Regions from separate parts of the Mus musculus genome. Here region 1 is linked to region 2. Evidence: chromatin loops called from intact Hi-C (ENCODE). Cell type or tissue: left cerebral cortex. All regions are shown on one strand.

Region 1 (8,000 bases), 65 kb after region 2:
CTGAGCTGATTTACAAATGTGAGATGAGTAAGTTTCCCGGGTGTCCATCAGCAGGCTCATGAGAAGAAAGACGGCTCCTTAGGATTATGGTTGATGAGCCTTTAAGTCACTGGCCTTGACAGGTGGACATTGAGAGGGTTTAAAAAAAGCCTTGAGTCCCACTATGTCTGAAGAAAACAATTTCCAATGATAGATGCAGAATGAAGCCTTGGGCCCAAAGTTGCCTTCTACCTTAACTGAGGATTATCTAAGAGTTTAGACAGATGGGAGGCCAGATTATATATTCCACAGAGTGGCGAGTTTGCACACCCGCAACTTCCCATCTGTAGCCAGAGCTCTTACACTCTCTTGCCTCTTTGGGGGCTAGGATTTCCAAACGGAAAACAAGATCATTCTTTATGATTGCCAACATCCTTACAACTTTTTATATGTTATGATAACATCAAATACTTTGTTTTCAATCCATTTCTATAGTTTAACGGCATTTCCTTTCTTAAGTACATTGGGCTTCTTATCACTAAATTCTTCAGTTGTATAAATCTCTCTACTTTTAAATTCTTTCTTTTTCATCTGGCTTCTGGCATTATACTCTCCTCCCCACAGCACTGCAAGGCCCTAAGCATAAGTCCACTGCTGTCAATCTTCCATTGTGCCCCACGTCCAGTACTGTCTTTTCCACATCGCAGTTTCTAAAGTGAAGCATGGGCCACACTTGCAAACAAAATGATGTTCTTGTGTTCATTCTGCAAGGCTGAATTGCACTGAGGATGCTCAAGCAACGTTGTTGAGGTTCTGAGGGTTGAAGTCAGCCGACATCTTACAGTCTTCTACAGGCCAAGTGCTCCACGGTGAAAATAAATCGTTCAGAACAGAACACAGGAGTAAAAGCTGCTGTGTGATGTTTCTGCTTGTCTGCTCACCCGTGCTTGCCACCTAGATGCTCAAAAATTTGCTAGCCAACCTAAATAGCTTCAGATTTTATGGGTCAAGTATGATTCATAGCTAGCGAAAGTGGTGTTGTATATTGCTTGGTATCTCCTCTAGGCTACATCTACTTAAATTCCCTCCAATTTAAATAAAACTATGTTTTGTATATTCACCAGCCTGAAAATAATGTTTGAGTTTTGGTAGCTATGGTGTCTGTTGTGTTTGGAATGTTTAGTGAGCACAGCTGAGCAGTCGTGAAGCTTCAGGTGAAGGTCTGTAGAGGCAACTGACTCAGTCTCGACCACCCAGCAAGGCCCAGCTCATGGGATCTCCACCAGATGCCGCTCAAGGCGAGCTGCTGATCACTGGAAAGTAGAAGGGTAGTAAGAGAGAGAATGGAATGATACTTCTAGGAACACAAATGCACACACACACACATTCACATGCACACACATAGACACATACTAACATTGCACACATTCATACACACATGGACACACACAGCAGCAACAGTAACTTGAATTTCATGTACAAGTATGATTTTCTTTATATATACCAAAGAATGCATTCTTTTTTCTTTCTTTCTTTCTTTTTTTTTTGTTTGTTTTTGAGACAGGGTTTCTCTGTATAGCCCTGGCTACCCTGGAACTCACTCTGTAGACCAGGCTGGCCTCAAACTCAGAAATCCTCCTGCCTCTGCCTCCCAAGTTCTGGGATTAAAGGCATGCGCCAAAATGAAGAGTATACATCTAAAATGCACATCTGAGTTTTATGTCTTATCCTGGGACTAAGTATTTAAAAGGACCTTCCTTCACAAATGTTTAAACTCCTGTTACTATTTGCCTTACTAATATAAAAATAATTCTTTCTCTTATATTAAAGAATTGATGTATTTCTATTTCAACATTTACAGATAAGGTAGTGCTAGGTACAAAAGTGACTTCTAATGCATACGTTAGCCAATATTTTTAAGATGATCTCACTGTATATAGCCTGGTTATGTCTTGAGGTTGCCAATCTCTTACCTTTGTTTCCCAAGTCTTGTTTCTATCACCGTGCACCAGTGATGCCCAGAGAGCAGTTATTCAAAACTAGGTTGGGTTGATTTTTGTTTTGTTTTGTTGAAACCAAATCTATCCATTCAGTGAAGGTATTTGTTAAGTCTGTAGTGGCTTAAGGCTAGGCCCTTAGTCTCATGTTGTAAAAGTTACTAGGCAGTGAGTGCTGGCCTTGTTACCGTTAGGAGTACCTTGCAGGAGGAGTGTGGATACTATCAGAGTGTGTGAGTAGAGAAGGGCATGGCTGTGCACAGCTGTAATCCCAGCACCTGAGAGGCTGACGAAGGATTGTCTCCATCTTAGGGCTAGTCTGGGTTGCATGGGAAATTCCAGGCCCATTTGGACTCAAGAATAAAATCCTGTTTCAAAACAAAACAAAACAAAACAAAAAACCCAAAATCAAATTGAAACAAAAACTAAAAAGAAGAGAGACTATACTGTGAGATTTGACCTTATTGGAGAGGCCGGGGAAACCTGCCATGAGGAAACAGTGAAAATCTTAAGCCTTTCAAGAGGCCCAAAGCCTGCCTGTGTCTCAATACTGGACAATGGGTACTAAGACAATCTGAAAATAAGAGTGGGAAGAAAAACAAATCAAAATGAAGATATGGTAGGACGTCTTAGTATGGCATGAGACGTTCTTAAAGTCCTGCCTGGTCAGTTAATCACCATTCATTGGCTTCATATCAATTATAGGAAATCAGGTCAAGAGTCTTATTGTCAATTACCAACCTTCTAGGAAGTGATCTGTAGCCACTTTTATTTTCTGAAGCCACTAAATTCATTGATACTTTTAGTTATGGAGGAAGATATTGTACAGGTTTTTTTTTTTTTCCTTTGAGAGAGAGACATATAGTTTAAAGCCGATAAGGGAGAGGGGGGGTTTTATTATATACATTTGTGTCCTAAAAGGGGGCAAATACATTTTTTAAAGGCACATGTTTAAGACACTGTTTTCTTTTGAACAACTCTTCTCCAACAATGTAGGCTGGTTCTGATAAGATAGAATATTAATGCTTCGGAGCTCTAGGCAAGAGAGTCACTTGATATCCGGATTTGTGCCTTGGGTGGCTGCATCCCAGCTGTGCCACTCCAGAGTTTGGTAGAGATAAAAGCTGGGCTGCTGGCATGATTATGGAAGCACACACTGCTTAACTTTATCTCCAGTAGAACTAAATTTAGTCTCTAAGAGGCACACTTTTCTTTTCAAATGAAAACTGCATTATATAATGATTCTGAATAATTCAAAACTGGCATGAGCCTAATAAATAGATACATCACAGGCCAACGGACTTGGCTTCAGCTTGCGAGGGTATCAAAGATCTCTTTTCTCATAGTAAACTTTATTTAGAGAAATCCACTGTTATATACTCTCAGATTGTGGTGAGTTGTAGCCAAGATAAGTTACATGTAACCTTATTACAATTATTGCCTACAGTGACCCACGTAGAAATAAACTGATAATAAGATGATTTCATTTTTATTTTAGGTTTATGGATGAGCTCCTTCTCTGACCTTATTAGTCACTGGAGGGGAAAAAATGGAGCAAAGTGAGCTCACACCTCTGAATACATAAATATACGTACTCTATACATAACATAGGTAGCAACACACACACACACACACACACACAAACACACACACACGAGAGAGAGAGAGAGAGAGAGAGAGAGAGAGAGAGAGACAGAGACAGAGACAGAGACAGAGACAGAGACAGAGAGTCAAGCAATCCAAATCTAGTTTTAGAGCACTGTGAAGATGTCTGAATGAGGGATGAGGGCTGGTGCGGTGGGAAGGGCTGTGATAGGATGCTCTATCATAGATTCTGCAGGCATCTTGAAGGTCAGGTGGTGTGGGGTCTGAATGTGAGGAGTTTCTACATGTTTGGACACTGCTTAGAAGGTTGTGGAAACTTTAGGAATTACAGCCAGAAGTGGGTCACTGCAAGTGGGCCTTGAGGCTTATAGCCCAGCCCAACTTCCTTTGCTCTGTTGCTGGGTGTGGATACAATGTGACCAGCCAGCCTCCTGCTTCTGCCTGTGCCTCCCTGCCAGAGGTCATGATTTTCCAGCCATGATGGACTGGATCCCTCTGGAACTGTGAGCCAAAATATCCATTTTATTCCTTAAGTTCATTTTGTTGAAGTATTCAACCATGGCCAGAAAGCATCAACTTTCTTGTAACAAACACAGGGTTTTATCTTCCTGTATGACCTCAGATTATGTTAGTTAGATTAAAAAAACAAACAAACAAAAAAACCAAAAAAACACAACTAACCAGCACACCGTAAAATAATGGTGTTTGGGTCATAGACTCGGTTCGTGAGATGATTCTGTAGAAAGATTATTAAATAGTCATGGTGTAGCCTTTCAGAGATGCTGTGTAGGTTCTTTGTAGCTGAAGAGAATTCTTCCTGTGGAGGTTAACACACCATGATACAGTTTGTAAGCCAGGACAAACTTATGTGTGCTAAAAATCCTGAAACTCCTCTTTGTATGTATTTTTAAGGTTAGTACTCTCAATGTGCTCTGGATGGGAAACTTTTCAATTACTTGACAGTGCACTCTAGTATACAAAGATTACCACCCAAATCTTTCCTAAATATCCCTCAATCAACAGTCACATGCTACCAGCAGCCAACATTATGAATCACCTAGAACAAAAGGGGTTTATGGATTTGTAAAAGGAATTATTTATTCTGGCTAGCTTGTATAAAACGTACAATCCAGATGTTTTATTTACAAGCTGTTAGCTGGGATTGGGCAGGTTTGGAGCTATTCTAACTTACATCCCAGCCACATGTCCATTGTTGCTTGCTGTTTCTGCTGGCCATATGCTCATGGAGGTCCATCTCCTTTCATGGAGGCTTCCTCCTCTTACCCTGTCATTTCTTCTTTCCCCTCTGGCCTCAACTTTTAACTACCAGCCAGGTAAGTGAAAACCCACTTACCTCTGTCTACTGCCAATCACAGGCTTTAGCCTTTTTTGACCAATAACTTGGGGTTGAGGAGGCAATGTTACATGAAGATCTCCTTATCAGAGGGCAACCAGATCTAGGGGGCCAGTATTTTGCATTTGAATACCTAGCAGCAACAGACCAACCCCAGCATGGGTTCTTTTGCCTGGGAATTCCTAGTCAATGGAAAGCAGTTTCAGTTTTAGAAGGTTAAGTTGCTTTCCCTAGACATGTGCTAAACAACATATTTCTCTCACACATTTAAAATATATAGCAGTCATGGATGGTTCTTAGTGCATCCCCTGAGCAGTGCTGTAGGCCTGATTGCCAGCCTGTGGAACTACAAGGAGGTGCTCTGAGAGGTAGTGTGTGTGTGTGTTTAGTTCATTGACTGGCCTTGGATGGAGACCCAGCCCCTATCTTATTCTTTCTCTGCTTCTTTCTCTCTGTGAAGTGGGAGCATTTTCAGGCTTTCCCACTGCTGCTGAAGGCCTGAAAGAAACATGGCTGACTCTGGTCTGAAAACTCTGAAACTGTGAGACCAAACACATCTTTCTTTTATGAAGGGTTGTTGATCCCAGGCATCTCATAACAGAGTCAGAAACTGTATGTGCTATGTGCAAACATCCCAGGTGCTTTGAGACAGTCCTATGGGTCTGGTTTGCTCTCATTTTGTCCCCACCTTTACAACCCCTGATTAAATCAGACTTCATTTTTTTTTTTTTTGTCTTAAGGCAAAATAAACAGATAAAGAATGTTAACTACTTTAGAATTACTTGTGGTCTATGAGGGCACATAGACCACTGAACTGGCATTTTATTCCTCTGGTCTGCTTAAAAGTTCGGAATTTGAGTTTTCGCTGGAATAACTGTATAGACACTTGAGAACTATAGGTGCTTACGGCTGGTGAGAACATGGCTATTTGCACACTGTTATTACACTCTCATATTACACATGTTTCAGGAAACTGGTTCATGCTATTGTGGCCTTGATATTCAACCAATAGCTTCCTGTGACTGCTAAAAATAAAGCCAGCCTGTGAACTCTTACAGATGAAAAAAGTGTCGATTAGCAGTAATTTCAGTGAGTAGGATGGAAGACTTTTGATGATGGACATTGTATGTCTGGAGTCAACTCATACAGTCCTTGTGGGCTGAAATCATAAGAGGAGAAGGCCAGCCGCTTTCTGCCCATTCTCCTGTATGTAGAATACAGTTTAGACTGGGAGAGAACAGATTCCATGGAGAAGAACTATTGACTACATGAGCATTGTGCATTGTGCATTGTATGTGGGGTGTCTCTGGTTCTTTATGAACCGCCTCACCCACTGATCCCACTCATCATAAGCTCTGCAAGAATAGATGGAGGTGGTGGCTGCAGTGCTGGAGGGATGGGCCCATCTGTCCTCCCAGCTATTAAAATCTATCCTCAGGACAAACAAGAGACAGAATAAATAGTACAGTCTCTACAAGCACCATCAGAGTGAAGGTTCTGAAAAGCATACACCTTGCATCTAAATCACTGTAGCATTAACTGGACAGAATCATTTATGTAACCTCTATTTAGTAATTGCCACCCCCCAAGTATAATTTTGTTCTAAGTAATTCTTCTCTGGTCAGAAAGAGAGATCAAAGAGTAACTACTACTATCCTTGGTTTTTAAATGTCCTTACTGTTTAGACAGCTGCTCCTGGGAACGCCAGTTCTCTTGGATTCTTCGTCAAGGACACCCGGTAGCTGTTTACAGAGGCATTCTTGAGTTTTGCTGCCCTTGACAATTAGTCACATGAGAGTTCATGAATCTCACTGAAGTTAAACATTAGTACAACTGAAATTATCTTGGTAGAAATGTCTGCATATAGTGCTCCCCTTCTGCACATAGTGCTCCCCTTCTGCACATAGTGCTCCCCTTCTGCACATGAGATTTATTAGTTAACAAACCTCTGGAGCTGGACAGAATTGTGCTTCCTAATATGTGAGGTTTGCACCGAGTAAAGCCTTGGGGTGCCAGTCACATGGGATCTGTATGAATGGTGCTCTGTACATTTGTCATGTGACTGCTCTGAAGTTGTCAGTCTATCCATTTTCTCTCTGGCTTCTGTTTGCCATGACATATTATGTGCTTTTAACATTCATTTATGTGCATCATAATTATTGTATAATATAGTGATTTTCCCTTATACTTATGAGTGAACCTTCATAATTTCACAAAGGTTCATATGTAATGGTGAGTCTCTTTGTGGATTGACTTGTTTGTTTGTTTGTTTATTGTTCACTGAAGCACAATAGAGAAGATTAAAGATCCAGAAAATGTTAGGTGAGGGAAATGTAGTTGCTGTTCAGCTAGATCTTAACCTCAGGCAAATTTGGCAAATAAACACGAAGTAATTTCTAACTCCACGGGAGAAGTAGAATTTTTGCTGGAGCTCCTATTTTTAGAACATTTGGTCCTCTTTTCAAGTCTAATAAAACATCCTGATAAGTAAAAACTCAAGGGACAGATCTTGGGCTCCCGAATAAACAAAGGCTCTGAACTTATTAAGGACATTAAAATGGAGACACCTTTATAAATGATGCAAGTATACTTGGATGAGAGAAGTGACTTGCTGTTTGTCTTTCAAATGGAGGAGAAGCTGCCATGCACTTGGCCTGGGAAAGGCCACTTCAGGAGGCCTTCTCTTGGCTCTGTACCTTCGCCTGGTCTACACTTGCTTGGAGCTCCAGCTCAGAGAGCCCTCCACCTCACCTCCACCACAAGCCCACAGAAGCTTCAGGACCATTGCCTCCGAGGATTCTTGCTCTCCCCACCTACCTGACAGGCTATCTGCTCCGTGCCACTCAAAATCCTCCACAAGCCCTTCCCTTCCCTTCCAGGGAAGCTTCCTGACCTCCAACACTCACACATCTTCTCATTAAAACGGTCTGTGTCTAGCACGCTGTCATACCCGAGTTCCTCTCGGTCACTGTATTACCAGGGTTTATATGTTGTAATCCTAGTCCTAAAACCTTGTATTGTAACTGGTTTTGCAAGTAGGATCCTTAAAGAGGTCATAAAGTGAG
Region 2 (8,000 bases):
AAATTGCTAGATTTTCCTGGCTTGACTACAAAATGAAATCAAATTAAAGGGCTGGAGATGACAAGGTTACAAAGAGAACAAAAGCCATCAGAGAGGGGACTGAAAAAGGGCAAACATGAACAAAGAGGGGTTCCTCATTTCATTGAAAAAAAAAGCACCAGGTTATAATGGGACTTTAAACATGCAGCATATTTTAAAAATAATTTTTATATTTCTATAATTTTATATTAATAGAAAATTCATAGAGATAGTATTTTTTTAAAAAAAAACCTTTAACAGCTTCCTTGCACAGTGACAGCATAGATTTTTATAGGCTTGAGATTACTATAAATGTGAATCTCTCATTTATATATGTCACCATTTTAAAATTTTATTTATTTTTTAAATGTAACCATATAGTTTGATCATGTTTCCCCTCCCCCAACTCTTCCCAGATTGTTCCTATCCACACAGCTTTATGTGCTCTCTCTCTCTCTCTCTCTCTCTCTCTCTCTCTCTCTCTCTCTCTCCCTCCCTCCCTCCCTCCCTCCCTCTCTTTCTCTTTCTCTCTCTCTCTCTCTCTCTCTCTCTCTCTCCCTCCCTCCCTCCCTCCCTCCCTCTCTTTCTCTCTCTCTCTCTCTCTCTCTCTCTCTCTCTCTCTCTCTCTCTCTCGGAACACAAAAAAACCCACTGAAAAATAAAATCAAAGCAAAAGACCAATGAGACAAAAAAAATGTCAAAACAAAACAAAATGCAAAAGAAAGTAAAAACAAAACAAAACAAAACAAAACCAAAAATCCAAGGAGTTCCTTATGTGTTGGCCAGCTCTTCCTGCCCTGGGGTGTGGTTGATATACCCAGTGACATGACATTGAAAAAGACTGACTTCCCATTGGCCATGAGCATCAATTGCAGATACCTTTTTGATTGGGGTACCCGGTGTCTGCTTCCTCCTTTGAGTGCTGGACCCCCTTCTAGTTTGAACCTGTGCAGTGAGTCCGTGGGCATTAGTCCTGGTGTGTCTGCAAGACAGTTTCCTCAGCCATCCGTCATCCTCGGCTCTGACAATGTTTCTGCATAGACTGCTGAGCCTTGCTTGGAGGCAGTGGTTGATGAACACTGTCCATCAACTGAATTTTCCAAAGTCTCCCCTCCTCTGCACACTGTCTTTGTGTTAATTCCCATCTAAGTACAATAAGAATCTTCTCCAATGAGGGTAGGATGTGGCACTAATCTGAGTTCTAGCCTAGAATGGTCATTGGGGATCCCTGATAGAAATGTTTCCATTGGTTGGTAGATGACACAGGGGAATGGAGATAGGCTGGAAGGGTGGCTGGAAAGAGCCAGGGCAGGGGCCCTGGATTGACCTCTCTTCTTATGTTATTGAACTGAAATAAGAAACAATGAATATTCTACATGGCATTGGATAGTTTACATTTTAAGAAGGCAGGGTACCATCTGAAGCACCTAGTTCCCAGAAGAAAAGGACTATGCAAGGCAGAAGGAGAATCACCTTTTCTAGCCCAACAAAAATTTCTTCCTTCCTTCTGTCTACCAGAACAAAGTGCATAAAAGCCTGTTTTGTGGCCCTTGCCCCTCTTTTCACAATCCCCTCCCTCCGTGGTGAGTCAGGGGTCTCACCTTCCTTCTCCCTCACTGCTCAAATCCACTTTTGAGAGGCTCTCAGATGCAGTCATACCAAGAGAAAAGCAAGACTCAAACTCAAAAACATGGTTGCTTACAGAAACTGTCCTCTGTTGATATCTCAACAGGTCTCTACAATTTGAGGCCCGAGCTTTCTGAGACAGAAACGTTATTGGGGTTCTTTCCCCTGGATCTTCCATTGACAAATCTTGTTATCTTCATACCAGAAATGCACATTAACTTATTTTAGAGCATAATGTAAAATATCTATATTTAAACCTAAGGCTTGTTTTAAAATGAGACTCTTTAGTAGTCTCTGGTACTGTATCTGCCCCATGGTGTGAATTCATGATACCTGCCTTGCTATGACTACTTAAGTTCAAAAACATGGGAAAACCACAGTCCTTCCTATATGCACGGCTATAAGCATTCAAGTGAAATGTTGGAATAAATGAGCATAACGTCTCTCAGTGGAGCCCCACTATCCTTTTCAATGAGTATTTCAATCAGTTTTTTTTTTTTTGAGGCAGTATCTTGCTGGGTAGCTCCTTGAACTTGCCATAAGCTTCCTATCTTACCCTCCCAAGTGCTGAGACTGTGGGAATGAATGATCCACCACTATTGAATGCTTTGCTGTGAGGTCTCCCCTCTACTTCTCTAGTTTACATGACTGAGGGTCTAGTCCCTGCAGGCTGATTTCAAGGCTCTTCTTTTTAGCTGGATTTGGCTTACAGTAGGCACCAGTAAGAAATGACATGATATAGCAGCAGGTTTGCTTTAGGGTTCAAGTTTGCCTAAGAGAGGTCCTCTATAGCTGACCCTGGAGGCAAGTAACGGTTCCTTCATCCAGCCCATAAGTTCTTGGTTACTCAGTACTCTTTCTTGCAGATCCACTCACTTGTATAAAATTCCACCTTCTAATCACATAGGTGTGATTTCTGTTTCTCTCCCTGGCTCCCTTTTTGTATTTTAGTTTCATATTGCGATGTCAGGAGAGCTTCAATTAAATGGTAACAGGATTAGAATGGAAGGAGATACTCAAATGTGGATAGGGAAGAGTCCTGACTGAGTCCATAGATAGAATAAAGTTGAGAAATTAGGTAGTCCTTATGGTGATGGTGGTAATGATGGTGGTGGCTTCTGTTGCAGGTAACAGGCTATGGGTAGGGAGGCTGGGTTGGAATAAGGACAAGGGTTTGGTGTAAGCACATTAAGAAAAGGTTGCATTCAGTTTCCATCTCTGCATGCATTGCCTTCTCGGGTGTGATACAAGCCTTTCTGGAGTTGCTGTTCTCTCTTGGGAAGGGATAAGAGAATGTTCAGAGGGAGGAAGGCAGAGAAGGAAGAGAAGGAAGAGAGAGGGAGGGAGGGAGGGAGGGAGGGAGGGAGGGAGGGAGGGAGGGAGGGAGGGAGGGAGGAAAAGAGAGAGATACAGAGAGTGGCACACATACAGAGAGAGAGAGAGAGAGACAAACAGACAGACAGACAGACAGACAGACAGACAGAGAGACAGAGAGACAGAGAACACCCAGAAGGAAAGGCCACACCACGTGGCAGTTTGAAGCGCTGGGATGCTTCTCTTCAGGGTCTTGGCCTGCAGGCTTGTCTCTAGCCTTTTCAGGAAGAGGAGAGGTGCTGAGTTCAAGAGGAGAGTGGCTGTTGCTCTCGCCTGTGCCACCACATCTGTGAGAGAACACTGGGAGGAGATATGATTGACTCCCACATGGCCTGCAGAAATCCAGACACTTTGGGGACCAGCTTTTAGGTCCAGACTAGTAGGAAAACCCAGCGGAAATAAGATGAGACTTGGGTGGAGCTAGGCTGAGGATGGCCAGCCAAGGGTGGCACCCAGGAGTCTACTTCCTTGGTGGACTGAGGGGGAGGAATGGTTCTGTCTTTGGGAACAACATCTAGATATATTAAGACTGGACCTCAGATGAAAAGCAAAAACATTTTGGCAACTCAGAGAGAGCATGCTGTGTGGCATTCGTGATGTAAAATGTACGTTGGGAAGGCAAGGATGAGATGATAAATGAAGACAAACAGGAAGCTCTTCCTTAACTCTCTTCCCAGATACTTTCCAGTCACGTTTCACAGGTCGAAGGTTCTGGGAAGAAACAGCCAGTTCTCGGCTTTGCCTTCTACAAACATCGTGTTTCCTGTTTTTTAGGGACTGGGCGTGAACACATGCAAACCAATTCACTTCAGTTCATAGACTCATGATTCTCACAGATCTCAAAGACTGCTGGTCAAACCGTGTGTGTGTGTGTGTGTGTGTGTGTGTGTGTGTGTGTGTGTGTGTGTGTGTTGTGTTGTGTATGCAAGGGACACACAGACATACATGAACTCCCTATGTCCTTGGAGTGTCACATTTTGCCTAATTTGTCTGCAGCTAATTGAATAACTGATTCATTTGAATTTTAAATGCATCAATATTCAGTAGCTTCCTATCCTCTCCTCCCCCCACCTCAGTGAATTTGATTTGGTTGGAGGAAACCATTTGTATTATACCCTGAGAAGTGTGAGAAGGTGAGACATGCATTTCCTTGCTCTGATATTTACATTAATATCACCTTTTATCTCGCTACTTGTAGAAAGTATGAAATTAAAATCAGCTGCTGACCTCAGGGAGCAAGCCGAGTTTTGTGATAATGATTGTACAGCCACGTTTACATCTCTTCTTTCCTTTTGAATAACCGAGGAAAGCTCTGGTGCCGTCATAAAATCACATTTATTTGCAGCGATGGGGATGAAGCTAATTCTTGCTTCATCACCCTGACCTGCAGTCACACAAACACAATGGGACCTGACGTGCTGGCAGCCTCTGCTCATTACAGCTTCCACCCCCTCCAGGCTCATGGCTGCAAGTCAAATGTGGTGGGCTGGCTCCAAGCAGACAGGAGAAGAAAGAAACAGTTGGCCTTGGAAAGAAAGAGGTTATTAAAATTTCCATGTGAAATTTCCACCATTGCTTGGCTTCAGATTTAGGTAGTTATAGTAAGATGCCTTGGTTTCAGTTGTGAAACGAGTGATTCCAAAGAAATGGAGAACGCAGTGACTGACAACCACAATCATTGCAATATCACTTTCTGTGTCTTTGTGTTCCGTATCCCATTATTAATAGCCTGGTTATGCAAAACAAAATAACAGAAAATTCTAGAAGCAAAGATTTTCACAGGAGGAAGTGTTTCAGTTTAGGGATTTTGTCTTCCCCTGATGATGCAAGGCTGCTCTTACTCAAAAGTGACTAATTAGCCTTTTAAAAGATCACTGTGGGCCACAAGGGCAAGTGTGATGCATTGTATATAAACATCACCGGGAACAAAGGCGATTACCCCTGATTCCTCTAAGCCTCAGCACACGCAAATGGAGGGATAATGGAACACTTTCAAGGGACTTTTGAGGAAGACAATGAGAAGTGGTGTAAAGAGCTGCAGATTCTGCAGTCTGTCTGGCACACAGATGATAGTACTGTTTGTTTTAAAAATGTTTTTGCATTATTTGCTTTGTGACTGTTAGTACTCAACAGTCTACGTATTACATCACTACATGTTGCCTTCATGGAGAAGTAGCCAAATAACAGTCCAGACTTCACAGATTCCCTAGATATGCTGAGGGGCTGGGTGTCACTGCAGCTCCCTCGACCCCTGGGTACCACATTCTGCATCTGCACAGCTTTAGCAGCACTGACAAAGCCCACATCCCATTTCCGTCAGTGTGTCTGCAGTCTTTAATTCTGGCAGTTTGAATGCAGTTTCATGCTTGAGAGTGCAACATGCATTGGGATGCTGGCTGAACCCACACCTGGCGTGTGTGGGTGCCCTGGTGAAAACCCAGGGAGGTTTGCATTTCATTATAATTTCAACAGTACTCAGCATGGAGAACTAAACTTGTGAATCATCTTAACATCCACTTTTCTTAATAGAGACGAGGCTCTGTCTTTTTCTAGTTCAGACTTTGTGGTCCTAAATCGGGATCCTTCATATGACTGTACTTCCCCTCAGATGTTATAAAGTCCTTATCTTCCAGTGGAGAGGTTCTCAGTAGGAACACTCTGGGGAAGGAGGTGTTCCAGGCTCTTGGTGCACTACGATAAGGAGAAGAGGCATTGATTGGGTGTGAGCAGGAAAGCATCGTGGTGTGGAAGAGACAGAAGAAATTAGCATTTATTTACCAGGAACTGGCTTCTGCATACAGTTTCATTTGCATCTATCAGTACATCTTCGAGGTCTGTAGCATTGTACACATTTCATAGGCTCCAAAGGGTGCTTTGTCCAAGATTACACAGAGAAGAGAAAAGCAATATCAAAAGGTCAATAAAAACACCACCGTTGGTTATTTGGTATATTTTGTGGAGATCTATTTGTATAAGGTACATACTTTTCTGTTTTCATGTTATAGTTTTACAAAAATATTTATGGAAACAAACACATTTCCTGAACTTGATGTCTACAATTTTTTCCCTGTTGTACTGACTTCAAGAACTCACAGTGATTTCGTGAGGAAATCCTTCTGTCAGAACCAGGCTTGGGCAGGGGAGCTCCCCCAGCTGAGTGGATCTAGCATTAAAGACTTGACTGAGGCAGCTATGTGTGAGACTCAGAGGATTAAAAAAAATGTTTCCAAATTCTGAAAACAATTTAGGCTTGTTGCAGAGTTGTATAAAATATTGAAAATTTGTGAGAAAATATGATTTAGTAAACTGAATCTGTATGGCTTAAAAATCCACATTGAATGATGCTTATGATGCAGTCATGAATATATGGGGGTGGAAATAGCCATAGAATTTTGTATATCTACCATGACACTTTATAGTTGTTGTTAGTACAGAATATATACATGAATAATTCCCTGGAAAGATGTGTGATCTATATCTTACAGTAGTGATGCCATCTCTGGTGTGTGTGTGTGTGTGTGTGTGTGTGTGTGGAGTGGGGATCAGTTTCCTTATACTTCCTATTCTATACCTCTCTGTATTGTTTGAAATTGTTTTCCTATAATTTTATACATAGACATCTTATTTTTAATAAAATAGTGCCTATAAGAAAAGAAGCTGTGCCCTGAGTTAAGTATGTGCCTTCTCAAGGTTCCTACTACAAAGGAGCATGGCTTATTTTAAAGTAGGAGTCGTTGACTCATTAAAATAATGTTACTTTAGAATTAAACCCCAAGGAAACATTTTCAGAGATAAGTTCAAACAAGGCAAGCATCAGACTATTTAGCTTCTCTAGAAAATGCAAAACAAACACTGTGGAGTAAGTAGTTTACAATATTAAACATGATAAACTATTTTAGTTACCGTGTGTGGAAACACGTTTCTCTGACTCTCCCTAGCGGACTCCACAGCAGTCTAAAACATAGCTTGTTCTACTTATCAAAACACATGCCTTTGTTTAAAAAAATTCTCCACTTCTTTAGATTTTTGTATGATCATTAAGCCCTGAGTAGCTCATTTCACTTCATTTTAGTGTGTACCCTCTTACAGCCAGGAAGCAGAAGGCTACCGGGTTACACATTCATGCAGAAGGAAATAATACAGCAGGGGCTGGCTTTCTTTCTTGCCTCGTTTTGATTTCTGAGAACTTCACATAAGAGAGTCCTGAGTGCCTCTCTGGCGGTTCATGAATATATTCTGTTTCATTACCTGTAGCCCCAGTGCAAATCCAGAGCTCTGGCTGAGTGTTAGGATAACTACCCCCCATTCCCAGCAATTAACAGCCCCTGACCATTTACCACCTTTGGACAAGTGTGTCCCTGATCTGGAGTGCACTCTTGCTCCCCGGCTGAATTTATCCATCTCTAGCCTGTGATGCTTCCCCACTTCAGCAAGCTCTGGTTTTTGAACACATATGGCTGTGAGCATGACAACATGGTCTAACAAATGTTCTCTCATTTGTGGAGTGACTTGTGTGTGGTTACAGAGTTTCTAAATATCAAAATCAAACACATTAACAAATTTCATTTATTAGAATGTATGAGCCATAAGGTTTGGGTTTTTTTGTTTGTTATTCCATTTTTGTTTTCTGTTTGTTTGTTGGGTTTGGCTTGCTTCACATTTTTCTTTCTGGAAAAGCCAGCTGCTGAGTTTCCATAGAGTCATGGTAATTTGATTAGGAGGGAGAATGAACTTGGATGTCCGAAAGGCATTATCTGTTCTGCTTCAGGTAGGTAAGGTATTCATTTCATTTGGGAGAAAAAGGAGTGCTTTGCTTCTGGGCAATGTAGGGAACTTGATGGGTATGGATGTAGCTGGGGAAAAATGGAGTGTTCATATTCAAGTGGTGGTAGGGTAGAAATGGAAAGAACACCAGAGAATAATACAGCTGCTTCTCTCAGGCCAGACAAACACACTTAGACTCCTAAGGGAAACTATGAAGT

The links. A loop is a pair of places that touch in the nucleus more often than their neighbours do. Peaks named below come from ENCODE experiments on the same cell type or tissue, not always from the same donor. Only the 100,000 strongest peaks of a DNase experiment are listed, where the experiment ranks them.
Region 1: a loop joins it to region 2, with 2.2 times the contacts of the local background. A loop is called at or near these places in 2 of 42 quality-filtered maps.

What each region holds. Positions count from the first base shown.
Region 1 is chr1:55,726,445-55,734,444 of GRCm38, forward strand. All of the region lies in intron 5 of Plcl1 (phospholipase C-like 1), which reads left to right. Among named protein-coding and RNA genes, the nearest start is that of Gm32949, 160 kb to the right of the region's middle. In left cerebral cortex, no CTCF peak of the experiment used is centred here; DNase peaks (open chromatin) are centred at 270, 3,078 and 6,300; H3K27ac peaks cover 475 bases.
Region 2 is chr1:55,661,563-55,669,562 of GRCm38, forward strand. All of the region lies in intron 1 of Plcl1 (phospholipase C-like 1), which reads left to right. Among named protein-coding and RNA genes, the nearest start is that of Gm39642, 150 kb to the left of the region's middle. In left cerebral cortex, no CTCF peak of the experiment used is centred here; DNase peaks (open chromatin) are centred at 1,043, 4,142, 4,476 and 5,447; H3K27ac peaks cover 864 bases.